2 separate regions of the Homo sapiens genome follow, and region 1 is linked to region 2. A link is an interaction called in ENCODE POLR2A ChIA-PET data of the cell type or tissue named here. Cell type or tissue: MCF 10A. All regions are shown on one strand. Each heading gives the region's core, and the rest is flanking DNA. Links, peaks and the distances in the headings are about the cores only. Region 1 overlaps RBBP8 (RB binding protein 8, endonuclease). Region 2 overlaps RBBP8-AS1 (RBBP8 antisense RNA 1).

Region 1 (12,496 bases), core at 3,082-11,081, 100 kb before region 2:
GAAAATTTAGATAAAACTGGGCAATTATTCTAGAAGGTCTATCATATAAAGAATAGGAGTTCCAGGAAAAGCAAGGAAACGCAGGAGGGGATTTGAGGCAGTGTGGGGAATAGTGAAGAAAATCAAGAACATGGCCCACTACTTAAAGGACTGAAAAGAAAAAAAAAAAAAAAACCTAAGTCTCCAGCACAATGGATGTTAACAGATCTATACAAAAGAACTCATCATTATGGAATTTCTGGATGCTGCAAAGATAAGAGCCCATAAGCGTTCAGAAGAAATTTTTTTCTTTTTAAAGAGTACACAGAAAAGATAAAAAATCAGAATAGAGATGGGAGGATCGCTTGAGGCCAGGAGTTCTAGACAAGCCTGGTCAACATGAGATCCCATCTCAAAAACAAACAAAGACTAACAGCACTGTTTTGGTGGGGATTGTGGGGGAAAAAAGAAAACTCAGAATAGTGTGGGATTTCAACAGCAACATTAGAAGCTAAAAGAAGTGACTTGGAATTCTGAAAGAGAATTATTTCCAACCTAAACCTATATTCTCCAACTATTATTTCAACAAAAATTTTCAGACATGTAAAAATCTCAAAAATTTTGCTTCCTATCATTAATTTTTTTTAAGCATGACAATGGTACTCTTTTTTTGAGACAAGGTCTCAAAATGGTAGTGAGAGGGACTAATCGAAATAAAGTGAAACAAGAATGGCCACAATTAACTGCTGAAACCAAGTGATGGGTACAACGGAATTGGTTATACTACTATGTCTACTTTTATATATGTGTGATTTTCTAAAATAAACTTTTTTTAGGTCTCATACACTCCGTCTCAGAAATCTACTGGAGGAGGCATTCTACCAAAATAAGAAAAAATAGAAAAGAAGTCCTAGATATATGAAAAAGGAAAGCAGTAAAAGGAACCTCTGATGACCACTACGTAGCAGGTAAAGAGGACAGAGTCCAAATTGAAGCAGATCAGAGCCTCTGAGACAGATCTGTTTGAAAAGGTGAAATGACAGAAGATACAACCCATCTAAACACCTTGATACATTTAGATAAATGATAGAACGTTGTGGTTGAACTAGTGGTTGGTAAGAACACTAAGCATATGAAAAAAAGGTCCATCATAAACACTATGGACAACAGAAATTTGCATAGGAAGAAAAATTACAGTTTACAATATGTTTCAGCTTTGAACTGCATTTACATAATCATAAAATAAAAACTCAATAGTGATCTAACCAAAATTATTATACACTACATAGGAGGAAGAGGGAAATGGGAATGGCGTCTATGTAGAAAGCAGAAAAAAGAAAAAAAAACACCTAAGTCAAGAAAAATTTATAGATAGCTCATAAACATTTTTAAAAAGAGATTTTTGAAGTAAACAGCAAAACAATATGAAGAATTGAAAATGACTGCTTCTGAAGAAGGGGAAATTGGAAAGAAGGAGAACTTAATTATGTTTGTTGATCTCCTACTCTGAATAAATGTCTGTTCTTTTGGCTGAAATTATAAAGATGAGAAAGATCAGTACAATTGTTTGACTTGGAATCTGGTAGAAGAGACACAATAAAAAATAGACAAAAAAAAGGGAAAGTAAAGTAAGTTGTATAGCGTATTAGAAGGTGGTATGTACTTTGGGGCTGGGTGCGGTGGCTCATGCCTGTAACTCCAGTACTTTGGGAGGCTGAGGCACGTGGATCACTTGAGGCCAGGAGTTCGAGACCAGCCTGGCCAACATGGTGAAACCCTGTCCGTACGAAAAATATCAGAAAAATTAGCTGGACATGGTGGCACACACCTGTAGTCCCAGCTACTAGGGAGGTTGAGGTAGGGGGGGTGGAGAGGAGGGGGTGTGTATGTGTGTGAGCTCGGGGGGATCACTTGAACCCGAGAGGTGGAGGTTGCAGTGAGCCAAGATTATGCCACTGCACTCCAGCTTGGGCGACAGAGTGAGTGAGACTCTGTCTCAAAAAAAGAAAAAGGAAAAAAAAACAAGGTGATACGTGCTTTGGGAGGAAACAAATCACAGAGGGAGATAGAAGATCCAGTTAGGTTGGGGAACTTGGTGCAATTTTAAATAGGCTATTGAAGAAAAACTTCACTGTGAAGTTAACATTTGCGAGGAGATGTAAATGATGAGAGGGAGTGAGTTTTAAGAATACCTGCAAGAGACTGTTACAGGTGAATGAGGATAGAGTACAAAATTCCTACAGTTGAAAAGTGCCTGGACTATTAAAGAAATGTCAAGGAGGCCAGTATAACTTCAGTAGAGTAAAGCAAAGAGGAAAATCAGCAGGAGAAAAAAAAAAGTCAGAAGGGTACTGAGGGCTGACAGCTGTCTAAATATCTGAAAAGTTAATCATGTGAAAGAGATTTATGATCTAAAGGACTAAAACTAGGACCAATGGGCAGCAATTCTACAGATATAAACCTAGTATAAAGAAAACTTTCCAATTACAGTATTTAAGGATGGAATGTGTTACCTAAGAAGGGAGTGATTTCATTTGTCACTGGACATGTTTAAGCACAGAAAAGACGATCACTCAGAAATTAGGAAGGTAATTTTAAACACATGTTGAATAGATAGTTAGATCAGTGGTCCCTAAACCTGGCTATTTCTCAAAACCACCTAAGCAGATTTAAAAGGGAGGGAGGGAGAAAGAGAGGAAAAAGATTTGTAAGTCTACCCATGATCAACTGAATTAGAATCTGCAGGGACGGGGCCCGGGAATCTGCTCAGAAGCTTCTCTTCACAGATTGATCCTTAAAGCTTTAGAACGGGGTGTCCAATCTTTTGGCTTCCCTGGAAGAACTGTCTTGGGCCCACATACACTAACACTAATGATAGCTGATGAGCTTAAAAAATAAAAGTCAAACAAATTTCATAATGTTTTAAGAAAGTTTACAAATTTGTGTTGGGCTGCATTCAAAGCTGTCCTGGGCCACATGCAGCCCGCAGGTCGTGGGTTAGACAAGCTTGCTTTAGAATAAGGCACTCTCATCTTCTCCTACCTATGTTCTTTTCATGTCTTATCCTTATATTGAGCCATTTTGTTAACAGTGAAAATCTAATGCCTGAGTACTTAAAATATACACACTTGCCCTACCACTCACTCTGGGGTGTAAGAAGTATGGTATGCCTTGAACCTATGGAGCCATCCATGGCTTGCAATAAGTTTCATCATCAGCACTCATTACATGCTTAGCTTTCCTACCTGTATAGCTGGGCCCCCAGCTCTTCCACTCATGCTTGGCTTTTAAGTCTGGCTTAAACTCACAGCTAAGAGAAGGGTTAAACAAGGCTAACAGGCATCTGATATTGATGCTGATCTCCCAGCTACACATGCAAGTTTTTCTTTTTTGTCATTCGCTTTTCCTTATTTCTTGCTGATTACTGGTCACATACATATAATGCTTTTTACAAGTTAAACTAGGAGCTAGTACAACTTTAATTAAACAAACAAAAATGATTAGGTCTGTTGGAACTGTTCCTATTTACCAATAATCTTTACAATTTTGAAAAATCATGTCACTGACGAAAAATGCAGTTAGTGTTACTTGAATCATCAATAAACATACTTGTATCAGTCACATTAATGATCATTTTATACAAAGGAACGAGTATCTCAACAACTCATCTTTTAGAACAGACATACCCGTAATATTTACTTTCTGATATACTACAAATCAATTTTCTCTATATAGTTGTGATATTTAAAAAATAATTATGTATGTAGGTAGGTTATATTATTTAAATTTCATTTCAGGATACTAAAAATTACATTATAAAAAATTTTTATAGGCCAGGCACAGTGGCTCACTCCTATAATCTTAGCACTTTGGGAGGCTGAGGCAGGAGAATCTGCAGTGAGCTATTATTGCACTACTGCGCCCCAGCTTGGATGACTGAACGAGACTGTCAGAAGAAAAAAACTTTTTTTTTATAAAGGGAGACTGTAATATAAGCATTGATAATCATTTGTCTTTTTTGTTGAGACAGGGTCTTGCTCTTTCGCCCAGGCTGGAGTGCAGTGGCATGATCACTGCTCACTGCTGCCTTGACTTCCTGGGCTCAAGTGATCCTCCCACCTCAGCAGCCTGAGTAGCTGGGACTACAGGCACTCACCACCATGCTGGGTAATTTTGTACTTTTAGAGACAGGGTTTTGCCACGTTGCCCCGGCTGGTCTCAAACTTTTGGGCTAAAGCGATCTGCCTACTTGGCCTCCCATGCTGGGAATACAGGTGTGAGCCAATGCACCAGCCTCTGTACACTTTAAGTTGGTAAACTGTATGTTATGAGAATTTTATCTCAATAAAGTTGTTTTTTAAAAAATAGTAAAGTTCGGCCAGGTGTGGTGGCTCATGCCTGTAATCCCAGCACTTTGGGAGGCCGAGGTGGGCGGATCACAAGGTCAGGAGGTTGAGACCATCCTGGCTAACACGGTAAAACCCCGTCTCTACGAAAAAATATAAAAAAGTTAGTTGGGCGTGGTGGCGGGTGCCTGTAGTCCCAGCTACTCGGGAGGCTGAGGCAGGAGAATGGTGTGAACCTGGGAGGCGGAGCTTGCAGTGAGCTGAGATTGCACCACTGTACTCCAGCGTGTGTGACAGAGCGAGACTCTGTCTCAAAACAACAACCACCACCAAAAAAAAAAAAAAAAAAAAAGAAAGTTCATCTTATATAGATTTTTACCACACAAAAAGACCTTGAGGGGGAAAAGCAAAAGCTATCTAGCATTCCTGGAAAAATCTGGGAAATGATACAGCCATAAAACAAGAGTATACACACACACACACACAAACACACACACACATATAAATATACAGCAACAATCAACAAATAATAAAAAGTTCTTGGATATTACGTACGTGATTGTCAAAATAACTTCAATAGTAGGGTTGGAGAATAAAAGAAATCTCACAGAACATGGAAGAAAAACAAGTAATAGAAAATAAGAGAAAAGATGATAAAAAATCAGTCTCTGACTAAGAAGTGCTCCAGAAAGAGAGACCATTAAAAAATAGAGAAAGTGGCAGAAAAAAATTACCAGACTTTGAGTGCTAGTTTTTAGGTTAACAGGTTGAGTGTCCAGTGCAATGAAGGAAACACACACACACAGAGCATCACGAAGGTTGATCAGAACAAGGAAAAATTTCAGAAAGGAAAAGAAAATCTGTTACCTACAAAAGAATTAACACGAGAATGGCAGACTGTATCAGTACTGGAATGCTAACAATGAGAAATGCCTTCAAAGTTTTCAGGGAAAACTATTTTAAACCTAGAAATTTATATCCAGTCAAAATATCAACTATATAATAAACAGTAGAATAAAAATATTTTCGAGAATGCAAGGACCCTTTGAAAATTTAGTTCCTGTGCCTTCTTTTTCAGCAGTTACTTGAGGGTAAGCTGTAACAAAATGAGCTTAAAAAACCAATAGAAAGGCCCACATTTATCGATCACATTCACTGGTGTATCCCCAAGGTCTAAAACAGTGCCTGGAACAAAACAGGTGGTTCATTAAGTATTTGTTGACTGTTTAACATGAGAGAAATGAAATAACTGAATTAATGCAGGGATCTAATGAAGAGAAATCCAGAATGACAGCTTTCTAGAATAGTCTAGAAAGTGAATGACCTAAATTAGTACAAGAAGTTTTTTAGCCCAAGAAATATTTCTTCAAGAAAAAGAACTGGCTGAGCACAGTGGCTCATGCCTATAATCTCAGTACTCTGGGAGGCTGAGGTGGGAGGATGGTCTGAGCCTAGGAGTTCAAGACAAGCCTGGGCAACATAGGAGGACCTTGTCTCTATAAAAAAATCAGAAAATTAGTCAGGTGTAGTGTTATGTGTAGTCCCAGCTACTCTAAGGCTGAGGTGTGAGGATCACTTGGGCCTGGGAGGTAGATGCTGAAGTGAGCCAAGGTCGCGCCACTGCACTCCAGCAGAGCGAGACCCTGCCTCAAAACAAACAAACAAAACCTACAACAAAAAAAAATTAATGAATGAGTAGAATAACTAAGGCATTAAATAATATTAATGATGTAAGGAAACATGGTTCTTGTCTCAACATGAAAAAGGGTAGTGAGAAATTCTAGAAAAAAACATTTAAATAAGTCATTATCATAACATAATTATGAGCTGATTTGAACAACTGATTGGGGACAAAGTAAAAAACAATGTATTTCATCTGGACATTAGAAACAATTTCCCTCAGTGGCAGAAAGGCCATGACATCAGATACGTAAAGAAATGCAATCCTAGCTCTGCAGTGAATATTTATACAGTCAATAAATAAACTCAGTTTACTATTTTCCAACTTCTAGAATCAGCTTATAAACAAAATACAAAAAAGACTGAAATCTGGTAATAGAAAAGAAGATAACTATTGTCAACCTTGACCATATTTATATCGTAAAGGTTCAGCTCATCAAAGGCAGATGGTAGAAAGAGCGGAAAAGTGATAGAGGAAAGGGTAAGAAACACCAGTATCTTCCTGTAACATAATGGTAAGAACAGGGAAACTGTTCACAGGTGAAGCAATATAAAACAAAGACCTAAATATATATATTAAGGTTGAAAGGTAAAATAGAAGAGCTAAAACAATAACTTTTCAAATACAGGAGAGGGATTTTTAAAATATCACTGGCTAGATGGTTACAAAATGAAACAAAATGAAGCAATATTCCCTAGCTTATTACTTTCAGTTTTTCTTATCACCTACCATTCTTGATAATAGTATCTGTGAAAAAGGGTCAATTTTTGATTGCTGATCCTAGTTTAAATTTAAATAGAAGCAAGAAAATGTGCTAGCTCCTGTTTCCATCAGCATGGTTCCATTGCTTTCCTCTTGCCTATCTTCCACTGCTGCTGCTAAAGAAAAAACACTCCCAATTTCACAAGAGAATGCAGTTTCAGTAGCTATGTAACAGGTAAAGGGAAAAAAGGGCAATTCCACAAAAGGCAGAAAGCAACATGCATTCTGAGTTTATTCCAGTTCACAAAGATGAAGAAATAAAAGCTTCCATTTGCTACTAAAACTTATCAGAGTAACAATTATGCTCAATTGTTTGCTATAGCCCAAAAAGATTTATTGACATTTATTCATTTTCATTCAATATGGTTTCACTGTTTACTTACAATGTGCTCAGTGCTGTAAATACAACAGAGATGAAGGTAATGCCATTTCTTTAAAAAGCTTATAGTCTACCAGAGAAAGACAGGCAAAAAAAAAAAAAAAAAAAAGAAAAAGTAATTACAACAAAGTATAATTCATACTGTGACAGCAGAAATACAGAGTACTATGAAAGCACACAGCAACTTAACCTAGTCTAGCAAGTTAGAGAAAGTCTCCTGAATAATATGATGTTTAAATTCAAATCTATGAATAACAGCAACACAAAAGCGGACACTTGCTTCAGTGTTTGAAAAATAGTTGCAGAACCATACATCTCCTGATTATAAGTATCAATTTTCCTTTTAACAGCATCTGAAAATGAGCTCACTGACTGCCAAAATGCTTTAAAAAATATTAAACTCTATTAGACAACTGTGTTTTAACTTCTTTGTTCAGATTTTCAAAAAAAATGCGTTCTATCTACTTCTCCAGCACAGTGACTGTTTCTTAGATTTAGTGAAATACTTTAGTTCCTGGAAGGAAAGTCTGTAAATATACTCATTAAACATAATAATAATTATTAAACATAATATAAAACATAATAATCATTAAACATAAATGAGCCACATAAAATTAGAACTTAGAACTTTTTATTATCTAATTTACTTTTACTAGGTAATTCCCTTCATTGAAATATCTCAGTGTTTTCCCATTAACATACTAAGAATTGCTTTGTTTTATGAAGAGTAGGCTGAATTACTGTTCAGAAATTTTAACAAAATAGGCTGAACACAGTGGCTGATGCCTGTAATCCCAATACCGTGGAAGGCCAAGGCAGGAGGATCACTTGAGGCCAGGAGTTCAAGACCAGCCTATGATCAACGCAGCAAGACAGTCTCTATAAAAACAAAAAAATTAGCCAGGCATGGCGTGGTGCTTGCCTGTAGTCCTAGCTACCTGGGGGGGCTGATGTGAGAAGATCTCTTGAGCCAAGGAATTTGAGGCTGTAATGAGCTATGATGGTGCCATTACACTCCAGCCTGGGCAACAGAGTAAGACCCTGTCTCTAAACAAAACAAAACAAAACAAAAAGACCAAACAAAAGAAAAAAAAATTAACAAAATACATGTTGCTTTTAAAGGTCTCAGCAAAATGTTAGTTTGTACAGATTTTTAAAGCTTACTCTAGATAATCATTCTTACATATGACATAGAACTAAAAGAAAATTTTAAATAAAGCAGAAATTCACCAAAAGTTACCTACTTAGTCCTTTAAAGGTAGTATTTAGTTAGCAACAATTAAAAAAACAAAAACGAAAAAAAAACCTTCCAAGGAAACAGACTATACAATAGGCAATGTTGAAGACCTGATATTTCAGAGTGTCTGTTTTGGTAAACTTTAGATCAAGCACAAATACTTTGAGATGATCATTTAAGATGTAATTAATTTATATAACATTAATAAAGTTAAGACAATATAAAGGGGAGGCATCATGAAATAGTAAAAATGGAAGCGGGGATCAGATTTAAGATATAAACCTGGCCAGGCGCGGTGGCTCACACCTGTAATCCCAGCACTTTGGGAGGCCCAGGTGGGCAGATCACGAGGTCAGGAGATCGAGGCCATCCTGGCGAACACAGTGAAAACCCGTCTCTACTAAAAATACAAAAAAAAATTAGCCGGGCGAGGCAGTGGGCGCCTGTAGTCCCAGCCACTCGGGAGGCTGAGGCAGGAGAATGGCGTGAACCTGGCAGGCGGAGCTTGCAGTGAGCAGAGATCGCGCCACTGCACTCCAGCCTGGGTGACAGAGCAAGACTCTGTCTCAAAAAAAAAAAAAAAAGATATAAACCTAATTATGTATTAACTATGTGATCCTGGGAAAGCTTCTTTGCTCTTTGCCAGCTAGTTTCCTCACATGCAAAATGGATCTATCATCTATCCTGTAGCGTTAATAGAAAGATTTAGCGCTGGATGCCTAAGTACAAAGTGAATCCTCAATACATACTAACTACTGTATTTAAAAAAACAGATCTTCAGCTTAATTAAATGGAGCTTCATGAAACAAGAGATAAATCTTTAAGTGTGCCCACAGGAAATTTTGGATTTGCATTTGAAGAAAGGTGAGCAAAAGCAAGTCTACAAAACAACGAGCTACATATCCCTCATCCCACCCCGACTCCCTGCCACCAAATTAATACCACCTAATGAATTACAGGCCCATGTACCTGAGGATGTAAAGGTGAATGGAATGAAAGGCAAGGGAATATTTAGAATGAGAAATACCAAAGCAGCATGGCATCCACCAGAGGTAGAATAGATCTTAAAGAGAAAAGAACCTAGTTTTAAGAAATGCAGAATAAAACACATAATTTTAACAATTAAATGTATCAACTGGCTGCGCACAGTGGCTTATGCCTACAATACCAGCGCTTTGGGAGGATGAGGTGGGAGAACTGCTTGAAATCAGGAGGGAGGGATCTGGTAGGAGGTAACTGAATCATGGGGGCAGTTAACGCTATGCTGCTGTTCTCTTGATAGTGAGTTCTAACGAGATCTGATGGTTTCATAAGGGGCTTTTCCCCCTTTTGCTTGGCACTTCCTCCTGCCATCATGTGAAGAAGGACGTGTTTACTCCCCCTTCGCCATGATTGTAAGTTTTCTGAGGCCTCCCCAACCATGTGGAACTGTGTGGGAGGGAAATGTTGGGTTGGAGCCTCCACACAGTCCCCACTGGGACACTGTCTAGTGGAGCTGTAATAAGACGGCCATCATCCTCCAGACCCCAGAAACACCCAGATCCACCAACAGCTTGCACTGTGCACCTGGAAAAGCCGCAAACACTCAATGCCAGCCTGTGAAGGAAGCTGGGAATGGGGCTGTACCCTGCAAAATCACAGGGGCAGAGCTGCCCAAGACTGTGGGAACCCACCTCTTGTATCAGCATGACCTGGATGTGAGACATGGAGTCAAAGGGGATCATTTTGGAGTTTTAAAATTTGACTGCCCTGCTGGATTTTGGATTTGCATGGGGCCTGCAGCCCCTTTGTTTTGGCCAATTTCTCCCATTTGGAATGGGTGTATTTACCCAATGCCTGTATCCCCACTGTATCTACGAGGTAACTAACTTGCTTTTGATTTTACAGGCTCACAGGCGGAAGGAACTTGCCTTGTCTCAGATGAGACTTTGGACTTGGACTTTTGGGTTAATGCTGTAATGAGTTAAGATTCTAGGCGACTGTGGGGAAGGCAATGATTGTCTTGAAATGCGAGGACATGAGATTTGGAAGGGGCAAGGAGTGGAATGATATGATTTGGCTGTGTCCCCACCCAAATCTCAACTTGAATTGTAGTTCCCACAGTCCCAACTGTGGGAAGTAATTGAATCATGGGGGTGGTTACCCCCATGCTTCTGTTCTTGTGGATAGTGAGTGAGTTCTCATGAGATCTGATGGTTTTATAAGGGGCTTATCCCCCTTTTGCTTGGCACTTCTTCCTGCCATCATGTGAAAAAGGATGTGTTTGCTTCCCTTTCTGCCATGATTGTAAGTTTCCTGAGGCCTCCCCAGCTCTGCAGAACTGTGAGTCAACTAAACCACCTTTCTTTATAAACTACCCAATCTCAGGCAGTCCTTTAAATCAGCGTGAAAATGGACTAATACAGGGAAAAATAAAAATAAAAAAAAAATATATAGACTACATAAAAGAAAGTAATTTAATGGGAAGGAGATGAGGCACTCATCCACTGATTTCTTCTCTGAAACGGCCTGGAGAAGAAAAACTACTTAAAAAGGAAGTACAAGACTGCAAAGGTTACCAGAACAGGAAGCTCAAACTTTAAGCCATAAAATGAAGAGTGTTTTGAAGACACTGGAAAGCAATGTCTTCAAGGGGCAGGATGAAGAATACTATCTTGGGGATGAAATGGAGAGCCAATTGTATTAAGCCAATGTTTCAAGAAAAACATAATGAAAATGTTATCCAGTAAATTTGAGTGTAATAATTTTGGGCTCTAACAACTTGCTAAGGAACAACTAAACAGGAAGAGTACTGGAAGTCAATATAAGTTGGCCAGTCATCTTACTGTCTCCTACCACAGTAGGAGAATAAAATCCCTGGCTCCACCTTCTGTGCTGTGAAATCCTTCACCTGTTTCCACATAGGTGAATACACCAGGCATCCCATAGTCAGATCCTGCTATAAATGAGGAAAGCAGGGCAACTATGGCTCCAGGACTCCCTGTTAGCTTTGTCAAAGCTCTCTTACAAGTACAGTATCCTCTTCCCTCTCTTCTTCACAGAGTTAGAGGCATGAGGGTCTGACAGCTCTCCCAGACGCCTCATTTCTTACAGGTATTTTTCCCAATAAATCTCTTCAGTGTCCAAAGTCTTATTGATGTTTGCTTCTCAGAGAACTCAGGCTAACATATTTCGTTATTAATACCAATCTTGAAATTTTCTTTACATAGGAATGATGGAACAAAAAGCATTCCTAATCTCTTGGCGTTAATGCCATTACTCACTCCAACCTCACTGCTTGTAGAAAGTGGTGTAATGGTAGAAATGAGAGAAAAAACGTGGTGAAATAAGAGAAGGAAGCTCTTCAATGGCTGGAGTTAAAGGCTGAGAGAGATATGTTCCCTGAAATCCTCTACTACATATCCAGAGAAAACAGAAGGAAGCGCCTCACCACACTACAGATGAGTAACTAATGATTTCCTTTCCATTGCTGACCTGGGAAAGGGTGAGTGGGAGAGATGGCTTTCTAGTTTCCTGGCTTCTCAGCTAGACAGCCTAGACATGGCTGTGTTATATAACACAGATTAGAGTGCTAAAAGTTGGAATCATCTTCCAATTAGGAGATAGTATATGTCTTATTAAATATCTGTTATGTACTGCTGCTTCCATTATCTCATTTAAACTTCAAAATAGCCCTGCAAAGAAGGTATTGTTAGTGGTCAAGACCTATGTTCCTGGCTTTTCTTCTATTTTAATAGTTTCTCTTTCTCAATCTTTTGCTGGCTGGGTCCTTATTCTTCATGAAACCTTAATCAGGAATGCCAAAGGATTCAGCCCTAAGACCTCTTCTTTCTTCCTATACTATTCAAAGATGTCCTTAAGAGATCCACTGAATCCTAGATTCACATATACATCTATCTACTTGACATTTCCATTTGGATAGACAGGCTGTTGCTACCTACTTATATCCCTTTGTTATTCTCCTGCTTAAGTGGTTTCCATCACAATTAAAATCCAAACTTTTTGCCTATGTCCCTACGAAATCTAGTTGTTGCCCCACTAGATTTCCAATCTCACTCCTATCACTCATCCCCTTTACTCATTAAACTAGAACCACAGTAGACTTTCTGTTC
Region 2 (12,496 bases), core at 2,982-10,981:
AGGGAAATGCAAATTAAAACAACAGTAAAATACCATTACACGAATCTTAGAATAGCCCAGATCCAGAACACTAACAACATCAAATACTGGTAAGGATGTGACGGAATAAGATTTCTTATTCATTGCTCCTGGGAATGCAAAAGGGTTACAGCCACTTTGGAAGACAGTTTGGCAGTTTCTTACACAAGTAAACGTAGTCTTACCATACAATCCAACAGTCATGCTCCTTTGTATTTACCCAAGTGAGGTGAAAACATGCCACACAAAAACTGGCATGCAGATGTTTATTATAACAGCTTTATTCATAATTGCCAAAACTTGGAAGCAACTAAGATGTCCTTCAATAGGTAAATGGATGAATTAACTATGGTATATCCAGACAATGGAATATTACTCAGTGCTAAAAAGAAATGAGTTATCAAGCCATGAATGGCATGGAGGAACCTAAAATGTGTATAACTAAGTGAAAGAAGCCTATCTGAAAAGGCTACATACTGTATGATTTTCACTATAAGACATTCTGGAAAAGACTAAAACTATGGAGACAGTAAAAAGATCAATGGTTGCCAGGGATTGGGGGAAGAGGCGGATGAATAGGTAGAACACAGAAGACTTATATAGGACAGTGAAACTACTCTATATTATACTGTAATGGTGGATACATGTCATTGTACATTTTTCAAACCCATAGAATGCACAACACCAAGAGTGAACCCAGACGTAAATTACGGACTTTGGGTGACAAGGATATGTCATTGTAGGTTCATCAATTGTAACAAATGTACCACTCTGGTGGAAGAAGTGGTATATAACAAATCTGTGTTCCTTCTGCTCAATTTTGTTGTGAAGAAAAACTGCTCTAAAAAATAAAGTCTAACAAATTAAAAAGCAGTAATACAAAATAATTATAAACTAAGCAAATAGATGTAGGAATTTGGATTGAATGATAAATTAGTTGGGTTTAGTTTTGTTTTGATTTTTTAAAACGAACTGTGGTTTGAATAACTGTGTATATTAATTTATAGATGTTAAAACTTTCCTAATGTTGTATATCCTACCTAAATCTAGTTTTCAAATTTGGCTGTAAGTTCTTGAAGGCAGAAACCGTATCGTACCTTTCTGGTATGCACAATATATTTTAGCATGTTAATGGAAGCATGTCGAAATTTTGTAAATACCATTCAAATGTTTACAAAAAGCATGAGTGAATTTATTGCACATTTAAAATTAAAAGTACTAAAAAAACCCCCAAAAAGTGCTTTGGCTTCATGTATTGGTCAATAAAACGTTATTAATTGGGTTCAACTCAACTTGAAGTTTAGAAAAATAATGGGATTTGTTTGATTTAGGAGTTATTTTTGTTTCATTTATGTTTTGTTTGTGCAAGTTTATGGGTACATGTGAATTTTGTTACATGTATTTAATGTGTAGTGATCAAGGCAGGATTTTTAGGGTGTCTATCACTTGAATAGAATACGTTTTTGTTAAGTATAGTCACCCTGCCCTGCTATCAAACATTGAATATATTTCTTCTATCTTACTGTATGGCTGTGTCCTTTAACCCACTTCTCTTCATCTCCCTCATCCCCCTATCTCATCCTTCCCAGTCTCTGTTGTCTATCTTTCCGCTCTCTATCTCCATGTAATTTTAGCTCCCACATATGTGAGAACATGCAATATTTGTCTTTTTGTGCCTCGCTTATTTCATTTAACGTAATGACCTCCAGTTACATCCATGTTGCTGTAAATGACATGATTTCATTACCTTTTATGGCCAAATAGTATTGCACTGTGTATATATACCATATTTTCCTTATCCATTCATCTGTTGATGGACATTTAGGTTGATTCCATATCTTTGCTACTGTGAATAGTGCTGCAGTAAACATGAGAGTGCAAGTATCCCTTTGATATATTGATTTCTTTTCCTTTAGATGGATAGCCAGTAGTGGGATTGCTAGGTCATATGGCAATTCTAGCTTTAGGTTTTTGAGAAATCTCCACACTGTTTTCCATAATGGCTATACTAGTTTACATTTCCACCAGCCACATATAAGAGTTCCCTTGCATCCTCATCAACATCTGTTATTTTTTCTTTTTAATAATGGCCATTCTGACTGGAGTAAGATGATACCTCCTTGTAATTTGATTTGCATTTCTCTGATAATTAGTGATGCTGAGCATTTTTTCAGATGCCCATTAGCCATTTGTATGTCTTCTTTTGAGAAATAGCTATCATGTCCTTCGTCCACTTTTTAATGGGATGATTTTTTTTCTCTCGAGATGTTTGAGTTCCTTGTATATTCTGGATGTGTCAGCTTAGACCAATGTTGTTGAATAACTTGCAAATATTTTCTCCCATTCAACAGGTTACCTCTTTGCTCTGTCGATTGTTTCCTTTGCTGTGCAGAAACTTTTTAGTTTAATTAAGACCCATTTATCTATTTTTGTTTTTGTTTCCTGTGCTTTTGAAGTCTTAGTCATAAATTCTTTGCCTAGCCCAGTATCCAGGAGAGTTTTCTGTAGGTTTTCTTCTTGTATTTTTATAGCTTTGGGTCTTATGTTTAAGTCTTAAATCCATTTCGAGTTGATTTTTATATATAGTATGTATAAATTTTTGAATAGATTTTGTATGGTGAAAGATGGGGTCCAGTTTCATTCTTCTGCATGTGGGTTTGTGGCAGCACTTACTGAAGAGGGTATCCTTTCCCCAGTGTAAATTCTTGTTGGCTTTGTCAAAGATCAGTTGGCTGTAAATATGTAGTTTTACTTCTGGGTTCTCTATTCTGTTCCATTGGCCTATGCATCTACTTTTATAACCAGACCATGCTGTTTTGGTTACTCTAGTCTTATATTTGAAGTCAGGTAGTGTGATGCCTCCAGATTTGTTCTGTTTGCTCAGGATTGATTTGGATAATCAGTTCTTTTGGCTAATCAGTTCTTTTCTAGTTCCACATACATTTAGGATTTTTTTTTTCTAATTCCATGAAGAAGGACATTGGTATTTTGATAGGGACTGCATTGAATCTTTAGATTGCTTTGGGCAATATGGTCTTTTTAACACTGTTAATTCTTTCGATCTATGAGCATGGGAGGTTTTTTCATTTGTTTGTGTCTTCTTCGACTTCCTTCATTTATGTTTTGTAGTTTTCCTTGTAGATATCTTTCACCTCTTGGTTAAATTTATTCCTAGGTATTTTATTCATTTGTAGCTATTGTAAATAGGATTTCCTTCTTGATTTCTTTTTTGGCTAGATCATTATTGGTGTATAGAAATGCTACTGATGTGTGTGTGTGTGTGTGTGTGTGTGTGTGTGTGTTTGAGACGGAGTCTCACTCTGTCACCCAGGCTGGAGTGCAGTGGTGCGATCTTGGCTCACTGCAACTTCTGCCTCTGGGGTTCAAGTGATTCTCTTGCCTCAGCCTCCCAAGTAGCTGGAACTACAGACGCCCGCCACCACACCTAGCTAATTTTTTATTTTTAGTAGAGACAGGGTTTAACCTTGTTGGCCAGGCTGGTCTTGAACTCCTGACCTCAGGTGATCCGCCCACCTTGGCCTCCCAAAGTGCTGGGATTACAGGCATGAGCCACCGCGCCCGACTGCTACTCATTTTTGTATGTTGATTTTGTATCCTGCAAATTGAATGAACACATTGATCAAATATAAGAGTTTTTTGGTGGAGTCTTTAGTTTTTTTCTTGGTATAAGATCATATTATTAGCAAAGAGGGACAATTTGACTTCCTCTTTTCCAGTGTGGATGCCTTTTATTTCTTTCTCTTGTATTATTGCTCTGGCTAGGACTTTCAGTACTATGTTAAATAGGAGTGGTGAAAATGGGTACAGGATATCTTTTTTAAAGTTATTTTAATGGAAAATTTTAAACAAAAACTAAACAATTGTATGAGGGTTAATGTTTTAGAATATTAAGTTTTAGAAAGTTTACTTATTTTATGAAATAGTGGAAATTCAAGATTATTGCTATAAAAAATCACTGTCATTTATTTGCATTCTTAGATGCTTTCATTTGCTAAAAGAGAGAAAATTGTGTTAACAGAAATTGCACTTGAACAATGATCTATTTCACCTATGCCACAACCTATGGAAAATAGTGTAGTGAACTCCCAAGTACCCATCACTGGGCTTCAGTAATTATCAACACATGGACATCTACCCACTAACTTCTTCCTATCTTTTTTCATATTGAAGCTAATACTAGGTATTACAGAATTTCATTTACGAATACTTCAGTGTGTATATCTTCAAAATATAATCGTTGCAATTATACTTAAAATTAATAGAAAATTAAAAATATATCAAGTATTCCATCTGTGTTCAATTTCTTCAATTATAGGTTTCAAACACAGTCCACATGTTGTACTTAGTCACTATATCTCTTAAATCTATAGACCCCTCTCTTTTTTATCTTGTTTTGGTTAGGTCCCTTAATAGAATTCCTAACTTGAAGGTGGTTAGAGACCTTAGAAAGTTACCGAATTCATACTTCATGTCAAGCATGATCACACCTAAATTATCTTGGGCAGAGAGGAGCTGTCTGAGAAAGTTGCCATTCTGATGAAATCGGCTCTCTTGAAGTGTCTTCTACATTGAGATATGTGAGGTTGTGATACTTTGTGGAAGGGAGATATCTAAATCTAAGGTGCACAATAGCTAGTAGTGCTAGAAAGACCTCTTATTTGCTCCAGCTCTGTTTATTAGAATTCACTTTCATTACTAACCTGACAACAAGAGGTTTTCTTTGTGAGAGGCAAGGGGGTTACTATGGAAGTATAAAGAACTTTCTCAATGGAAGAATTTGTCCAGGAATGATGTGTCCCTTCTGTGAGTCTCTGGAATTCTTAACCTTAGTCAGAAATTCAGTTAAACAGTGTTTATATGCTATTTTATATTATCAAAGGGTAATTGGTGTTTTCTTTAGAATCCTGGCCAAATTCCAACTCTGATAAATACGTTCTACTTCCCTAAATTTCCCCTGCAATTTCAAATGGATTTGGTATTCTTAATTACCTGCCCCAACCTGTTGCTTGGTGTTGAAGTTCACCTATTAAGCAGCTGCTACTTGTGGTTTCAGAGGGACCCAAGTAAATTTGGCAAATGAGTGGGTGTATGTGTGTGTATGAATGACTTGGAAGGCTCTAGAACTTAAACTTATTTTCTAATATGAAAAAATTTAAAACAGAGAGAGGGAAAGAGAGAGAAAGAAATATACATAATAAATATATAGTACTCCACAACTATGGGGCCTTTCGTTTTCTTGCTCTGTTACCCAGGCTAGCTCAGTGTAACCTCAAAATCTGGTGTCAATCTCCTGGCCTCAAGTGATCCTCCTGCCTTGGCCTCCCAAAACGCTGGGATTACAGGCATGAGCCAACACACTGGCCTGCTCAGTAAACCTTTATTAAGAAGTTTGTATGTGTAAGGTTTTGCTCTAGATATGGTGGAGGATACAAAGATGAAATAGATAATAGTTCTTGCCTTAGAAGATACCTATAATATTAAGTAGTACTAATTAACCTTTTTAAAAAGTCTCCTTATAGTGAATAAAAACTTGGGCAAGTTACTTACCTCTTTAATCCTAGGTTTTCTTATCTGTAAAATGGAGATAAATATTTATCTGAGAGCGTTTGTGAGCATTTTAACATTTGAAGTGCTTTTTGATATTGCCTGGCACATAGTAAGTAGGTGCTTAGTGACCATTAGTTATTGTGCGTTTTAAAATGTATCACTTAGGTCAGCTGCTAGAAAAATGTGAATACCATGGAAGACTGTACTAGGTTGAGCATTCAGATTCAGATATCTCAACTGTCTAGATTACAGAACCATGGATGGACAGCTCACTCATCCCATAAATGCCAGGATTACAGGAGAATTCCACACCCAAGTTTTCTAGCAGGCTCTAAATCTTTCACTTACTAGATCTCTGGTAAAGATTGTAAAGTCAGGAAAAGGAATTGGTATCCTTCTGCTCCTACCCCATTATCGAATTTAAAATTTGGAATGGTGTTGGGGACTAAGATTTGGAAATTCAGAACTTTAAAGCTGTTATAACAGGAGAAAATAAAAACTTTACTGTTTGGCATTGGCACATATTCCAAAGTTCCTCCCTATTTAATGAGCTTTAAGCTTTCATATGAAACATAAGACACTAAAGGAAAAAGTATTGCCACAAGGCTAATGATGACAACAGCTGCCAGCACACCTTCCATCAAAAGCATGTGAAGACTTGAAACAAACCTGAGCTCTGGTTTGTTTTAGAAGCATCACTGTGACATGCCTGTGCCGGCAGAGGCTCAGAATACATTCCTTAACACTAGGACTCCAAGGTGTGCTGGATGCCAGAAGCCCAGTGGTAATGAGAGAGCAATTGTGAAGCTTCATTCAGATGATGTTCTTTCATTGTGGGTATGCTAGCTCAGAATGTTTGGTGTAGGGAGCCACAATAAAGAATCGGCCAATCCCTTTCCTTCATCAGGGGTTATAGTCTGGCAAATACATGTATTCATACCCTCATCCTCCAGATATTTATTGACTGCCCACTATGTTCAAAGGTTGGTGTTGGTGATTAAAGCAAGTAAAATAGTATATTTGGGACTGTCAGTAGATTATAAACTTCATATCCTATTCTTTGTGTTTTTAGACAAAATCCACTGGGATACTTTAAATTGAATCAAATATATGTATATATATACATACACACATAATATGACTACAAAAAGTAAAAATTTTATTCTTTTATATTGATAATTTACTATATGTAGAACACCATTCTAGGTACTTAGGAAATCCTAAGAAGAATATGGTTGGACTCTAATAACTAGGTTAGAGTGAGAACAGGCTACTTCAGCTTCACAGAGAAATCTGTATTTTTTTTCCATGGGAAACATACTCTGCTTATAAACATATGGTCCATTTACTAACTCTTGGTTTCCTACCTATATATCAGATAGCTAGGTCATTCTAAAAACCCTAAATTGGCAAGTTGTGATCTTAACCTTAACAGTTACTGTGGGCTTTCCATACACATTCTCACTGTGATCACTTCCCCCACTTCAATTTGAGTGAGCGGTGGAAATTCACCTCCCCCTTTCAGCATTTTTAAAGATTATAGTTCCACAAGTATCCATTGGGATAAACAGTGTATATTTGGTGTCTCCATTTCAAACCATATTTGTCTTTCACAAGTAGAGTAAGAGGGAGTTTTGGGAAAAATTTGTACAAATCTAATAAAATCAATGCTATGTAATCAAAGTTTTATTGGATAAGGAACACTTACATAGTAAAAATGTGCTGCATTTCTAACTTCTAAAAGTCTAGGAACAAATGGGTTTTATTAAACTATTATCAACAGATTGATGTGCTAAGACAGAATGATACATTTTGTTCTCTTTGTTATCTGAAAAGCCAGTTATATTCATTTGCACCCACTCTTTTTTTTCCTATCATATTCTTAATAGTTAAATTTCATTCAACTCCTCCTCCCCACTTCTGGCCAGTTCCATCATGCCTTGAAATACACAAAATCTATCAGATCTTTCTTCTTGGTCTGGCTTTTTCTGTTTCCTTTAGTGCCCAGGAATATTACCCAGATTCTTTTTCACTTTGGCAGTTCCATTTTCCAGGCATTCGTAGCCTTATTAGCATATATTAACAAAGATGTGATTCTTGTCTCAACGAGTGTTTAGCACTCTGTTTAGATAGATAAGACATACCTTTTAGGAGAAGTAACTCCTACCTATACTTTTTTCATGGAATTTTAATTTTATGAAAGACCATGAAGGTCTTATAATTTAGTAAGTATAAGTAGCATTGGAAACCCAGGCACATAAAAATAAAAATCTTTTTTCTTTAAATGATTTCAGCATTGTGGAGTGATTCAAAATATTAAACAGCAGCATAGACTTCTTCTAAAAATGGTTCTTTATTTATATCACTGGCTATTTAGTTGGTTAGTCTTTGATATGTTGGGGCTTTTTATGCTATTGTTGCTTTAAATGCATAATCAAATGGTCCAGCCATGTAGAGATTCGAATTATTGTCAAATCAAACAACATAATACTATATTAATTTTTTATCCTAAATACAAATTATATCTTCATGTAATTGTATTTATCATAGTCCTTTAGTAAAATAGAAAAAAGTAGAAGGAAGTAGAGATAACATTGGCCAAATAATTATTTTTTGAAATTATTAATAAGAATGCTTCTGATTTCTTTTTTTTTTTTTTTTTTGAGACGGTGTCTTGCTCTGTCGCCCAGGCTGGAGTGCAGTGGCGCCATCTGGGTTCACTGCAAGCTCCACCTCCCGGGTTCACACCATTCTCCTGCCTCAGCCTTCCAAGTAGCTGGGACTACAGGTGCCCACCACCACGCCCGGCTAATTTTTTGTATTTTTGGTAGAGACGGGGTTTCACCATGTTAGCTAGGATGGTCTTGATCTCCTGACCTCGTGATCCACCCACCTCAGCCTCCCAAAGTGCTGGGATTACAGGCGTGAGCCACTGCGCCCGGCCAAGAATGCTTCTGATTTCTAAAGACACAGCAGTACCTCTGGTGGGTCAATGGATAATAAACTTCACATGTAGTGGAACTAGGTTATTTATAGTTAGGCAAATGAAGAAAACAAATATTTGTTTATTGGAAGCCATACTGCAATTTGAATTATTTGAAAATGCAAACACAATTTATACAACTGTCTATTATGTTTATGGTTCCAGATAAGATACGGTTCTGGTTCAATTAGAATGTGCTTCTTGAAAAGTATTTTCAACTCCTATTTGAAAAGTAATAGTAAGCAGAAAGTGGTACAGAATTCAAAGTACCACCAAATAGGTGATAAGATAACCATTTCTTGTTTCTAGGTAACCCCTAACCTGAACTTAAGGCAACCCAAACCAAAAAGGGAACATAGACACAGAGAGCTCCAGGAGGAGACCTCTAATTCTTCCAGGAAAAGATTAGCTAATATTTAGAGAAAGAGTTGGAAATCCCCTTTCTTCCTCCTTCTCTCCCCCAGCTCCTCCTCTTCTTTTTTTCCCTCCTCTTCTTTTTCTCCTACTCTTTCTCCTTTAAGTCTCTACTCCATTCTCTTCTGCCAGTCTTTAGGCAATTGTGCTGTGATAGGGGCAGTGACAGCAAGAACAGCAGCTACTGGGTTCCTCCTAAAACTGGGGCATGGGAACATTTCTCTCTGATGGGAGAAGCTGTGGTTTCAAAAATGTGGAGTGAAACCCTCTTGCTTTCCCTCCACTTGTTATCTTGCTGTTGGCTCCAGAGAGGGGCCACTAGAAAATGTGGAGGAGAGGGAGGTATGGTGGCTTATGCCTGTAATCCCAGCACTTTGGGAGGCTGAGGTGGGCGGGTCATTTGAGGTTAGGAGTTTGAGACCAGCCTGGCCAACATGGTGAAACCCCGTCTCTACTAAAAATGCAAAAAAATTAGCTGGGCATGATGGTACACACATGTATCCCAGCTACTAGGGAGGCTGAGGCAGGAGAATCGCTTGAACCCAGGAGGTGGAGGTTGCAGTGAGCCACTGCACTCCAGCCTGGGTGACAGAGTGAGACTCCGTCTCAAAAAAAAAAAAAAAAAAAAAAAAGAAAAAGAAAAAGAAAATGTGGAGGGGAGGAGAGAAGTTCAGTGTCCTGATTAGAACATTGAAAAGGGAGCCCCAGGGCACCAGAAGTACTAGGGAGATCATGGAGAGCAGGGAGCCTGGGAAGAAAACTCATAAAGTTGTCTGTGAACTCTTGAGCTCACCCTGGATTTGTGCATGCATGGATCCTAAACAGGATACTAAATACTTTGAGAACTGAACTAAGGGGTAGGTCACAGTCTAGGTCCCACACTGGTCATTCAATGACACACACATGGAACAGAACTGAACAACAGTAAAATCTCAACCTGCATAAGAATCAACAGATGCCACTGCTAATGTATCACAAATGTTGAAATTATCTGATAAAATATGTACAAATAAGTAAGGGCATACACTCTTGAAAATAATGAAGAGATAAAAAGTCCTAACAAAGAAATAGATAATATAAAGAATAACCAAAGAGAAAATTTAGAACTGAAAAATACAATAACTAAAATTAAAAATTACAGAATGGGTGTAATAGCAGAATAGAATTGACAGAGGAGTCAGCGAATGTGAAGATATAGTAATAGAAATTATCCAATCAGAAAAGACATAAAAAATATTTTAAAAATGAAGGAAGATGTGTGGGATAATACTCAAAAGTCTAATGTTCATGTGATTAGAGACTCGGAATGAATGGAGAAAGAACATGGGGGAAGAAACATCATTTCAATAAATAATAGCTAAAAACTTCTCAAATTTGGTAAAAGACATATACCTACAGACTCAAGAAGTCTAGTGAATCCTAAATGTGACAAAACCAAATAAATCCATGTCTAGACCTATCACAATTAAATCATTATGAGCTAAAGACAAAATACTATGAAAGCAGCAAGAGAAAAATGATGTATTATTGAACTGGCTACGGTTTTCTTATCAGAAACTGTTCATGAAAAAGATAGTGGAACAACATTTTTAAGTGCTGAAAGAAAAGAATTGTTAATCTTGAATTTTATACCTGGTGAAAATATCCTTTAGGAATGAAGGTTAAATAAAGACATTCTCAGATGAAAGAAAACTAATACAGTTCACTACAAACAGTCCTGATCTAAAAGAATTACGAAATGAAAATTTTCAGATAGGAAATGACACCAGAAGGAAATATGGAGCATGAGGAATGAAGGAAGAGCAATATAAATAGCAAATATTTGGGCAAATATAATAGACTGTTCTTCTCCTTTTAAGGTGTTTGAAGTATATTTGATCATTGAAAACCAAAACTATAACATTATCTGATGGGTTTTCAATGCATATAGAAGTAATATATAAGGCAAATACAACATGAAGGATGGAAGGTAAAGGGATCTTGGAAGAATTTCTACATCACATTTAAAGTGGCAAATATTGATTCAAAGCATGCTGAGAAAGTTTAAGTTTGTTTACTGTAACAGTCATCACCACACACATACACACACACACACACACACACACACACACAGCCCAAAGTGAAATAATAAGAAACTAAAATAGAATACTAACAAATGCTCAAGTAACCCAAAAGAAGAAGAAAAAAAGGGTAACAGAGGAAGGAAAAACATAAGGAGTGATGAGTAAACAGATAATTAAATAGTAGCCCTAAACCCAAACATATCAATATTAACATTAAATGTAAATGGTGTAAGCACACTAGTTAAAATAGAGATAATCAGAATGAGTAAAAAGGTATCACTCGACTATATGCTGTCTACCAGAAACATACTTCAAGTATAAAGATATAGGAAGGTTAAATGAAAAAGAATGGGAAAAGACACATTTTAAACATGAATAAAAATAAAGTTGGTATAAATATATTAATAATCAAAGTAGACTTCAGAGCAAGGAAAATCACCAGGGATAAACTGAGACATCATGTAATAATATAAAAGTAAATTCACCAAGAAGACATACAAATCTAAATGTGTGTGCACCTAACAGACTTTAAAAATACGTGAAGCAAAAATAGACAAAACTGAAAGAAGAAATAGACATATTCTCAATATATATATAATAATTCTAAAATGTATATGGGAAGACAAAACAAACAAACAAAAAACCAGAATAGCCAAAACAATTTTGAAAAAAGGAGAAAGTTGGATGACTTACACTGATGTTAAGATTTACTACAAAGCTATAGTAATCAATATAGTGTGGCATTGGTGAAGGGATAGACATGTAGATCAGTGGTACTGAATTGAGTCCAGAAATTGGCTTCATTCAAATATGGCCAATTGATTTTTTATGAAATTGCAAAGGCAATTCAATGGAAAAAGGATCATCTTTTCAACAAATGGTGTTGGAACAATTGGATATAGACATGTAAAAAAAATTAACCTCCACCTAAACTCATGCCTTTTTAAAAAAGTAAATAGAAATGGATCATAGTTCTAAGTGTAAAATGTAAAACCAGGCTGGGCACGGCTCACGCCTGTAATCCCAACACTTTGGGAGGCTGAGGCAGGTGGATCACGAAGTCAGGAAATCGAGACCATCCTGGCTAACACGGTGAAACCCCGTCTCTATTTAAAATACAAAAAAATTAGCCAGGCGTGGTGGCATGTGCCTGTAGTCCCAGCTACTTGGGAGGCTGAGGCAGGAAAATCGCTTGAACCTGGGAGGTGGAGGTTGCAGTGAGCCGAGATTGCACCATTGCACTCCAGCCTGGGCGACAGAGCGAGACACCGTCTCAAAAAAAAAGAAAAAAAAAAAAAAAAAAGGAAAACCATAAAGCATTTAGAAGAAAACATGAGAAGGAATATTCATGACCTGGGGTAGGCAAATAATTCTTAGATATAATACTGAAAGCATGATCTAGAAAATAAATACTTGATAAATTGGACTTCAAAAATCAAAATTTTTGCTC

What was found. ChIA-PET counts read pairs that join two places held together with the same protein. Peaks named below come from ENCODE experiments on the same cell type or tissue, not always from the same donor. Only the 100,000 strongest peaks of a DNase experiment are listed, where the experiment ranks them.
Region 1: POLR2A ChIA-PET joins it to region 2 with 5 read pairs; 2 of 35 experiments call an interaction of 5 or more read pairs at or near these places.

What each region holds. Positions count from the first base shown.
Region 1 is chr18:22,952,052-22,964,547 of GRCh38, reverse strand. All of the region lies in intron 4 of RBBP8 (RB binding protein 8, endonuclease), which reads right to left. Among named protein-coding and RNA genes, the nearest start is that of RBBP8-AS1, 25 kb to the right of the region's middle. RefSeq lists an enhancer at 11,999-12,496. In MCF 10A, for the core only: no CTCF peak of the experiment used is centred there; no DNase peak of the experiment used is centred there.
Region 2 is chr18:22,850,881-22,863,376 of GRCh38, reverse strand. The region is part of intron 2 of RBBP8-AS1 (RBBP8 antisense RNA 1); the gene reads left to right. Among named protein-coding and RNA genes, the nearest start is that of RBBP8, 76 kb to the left of the region's middle. In MCF 10A, for the core only: no CTCF peak of the experiment used is centred there; a DNase peak (open chromatin) is centred at 6,276.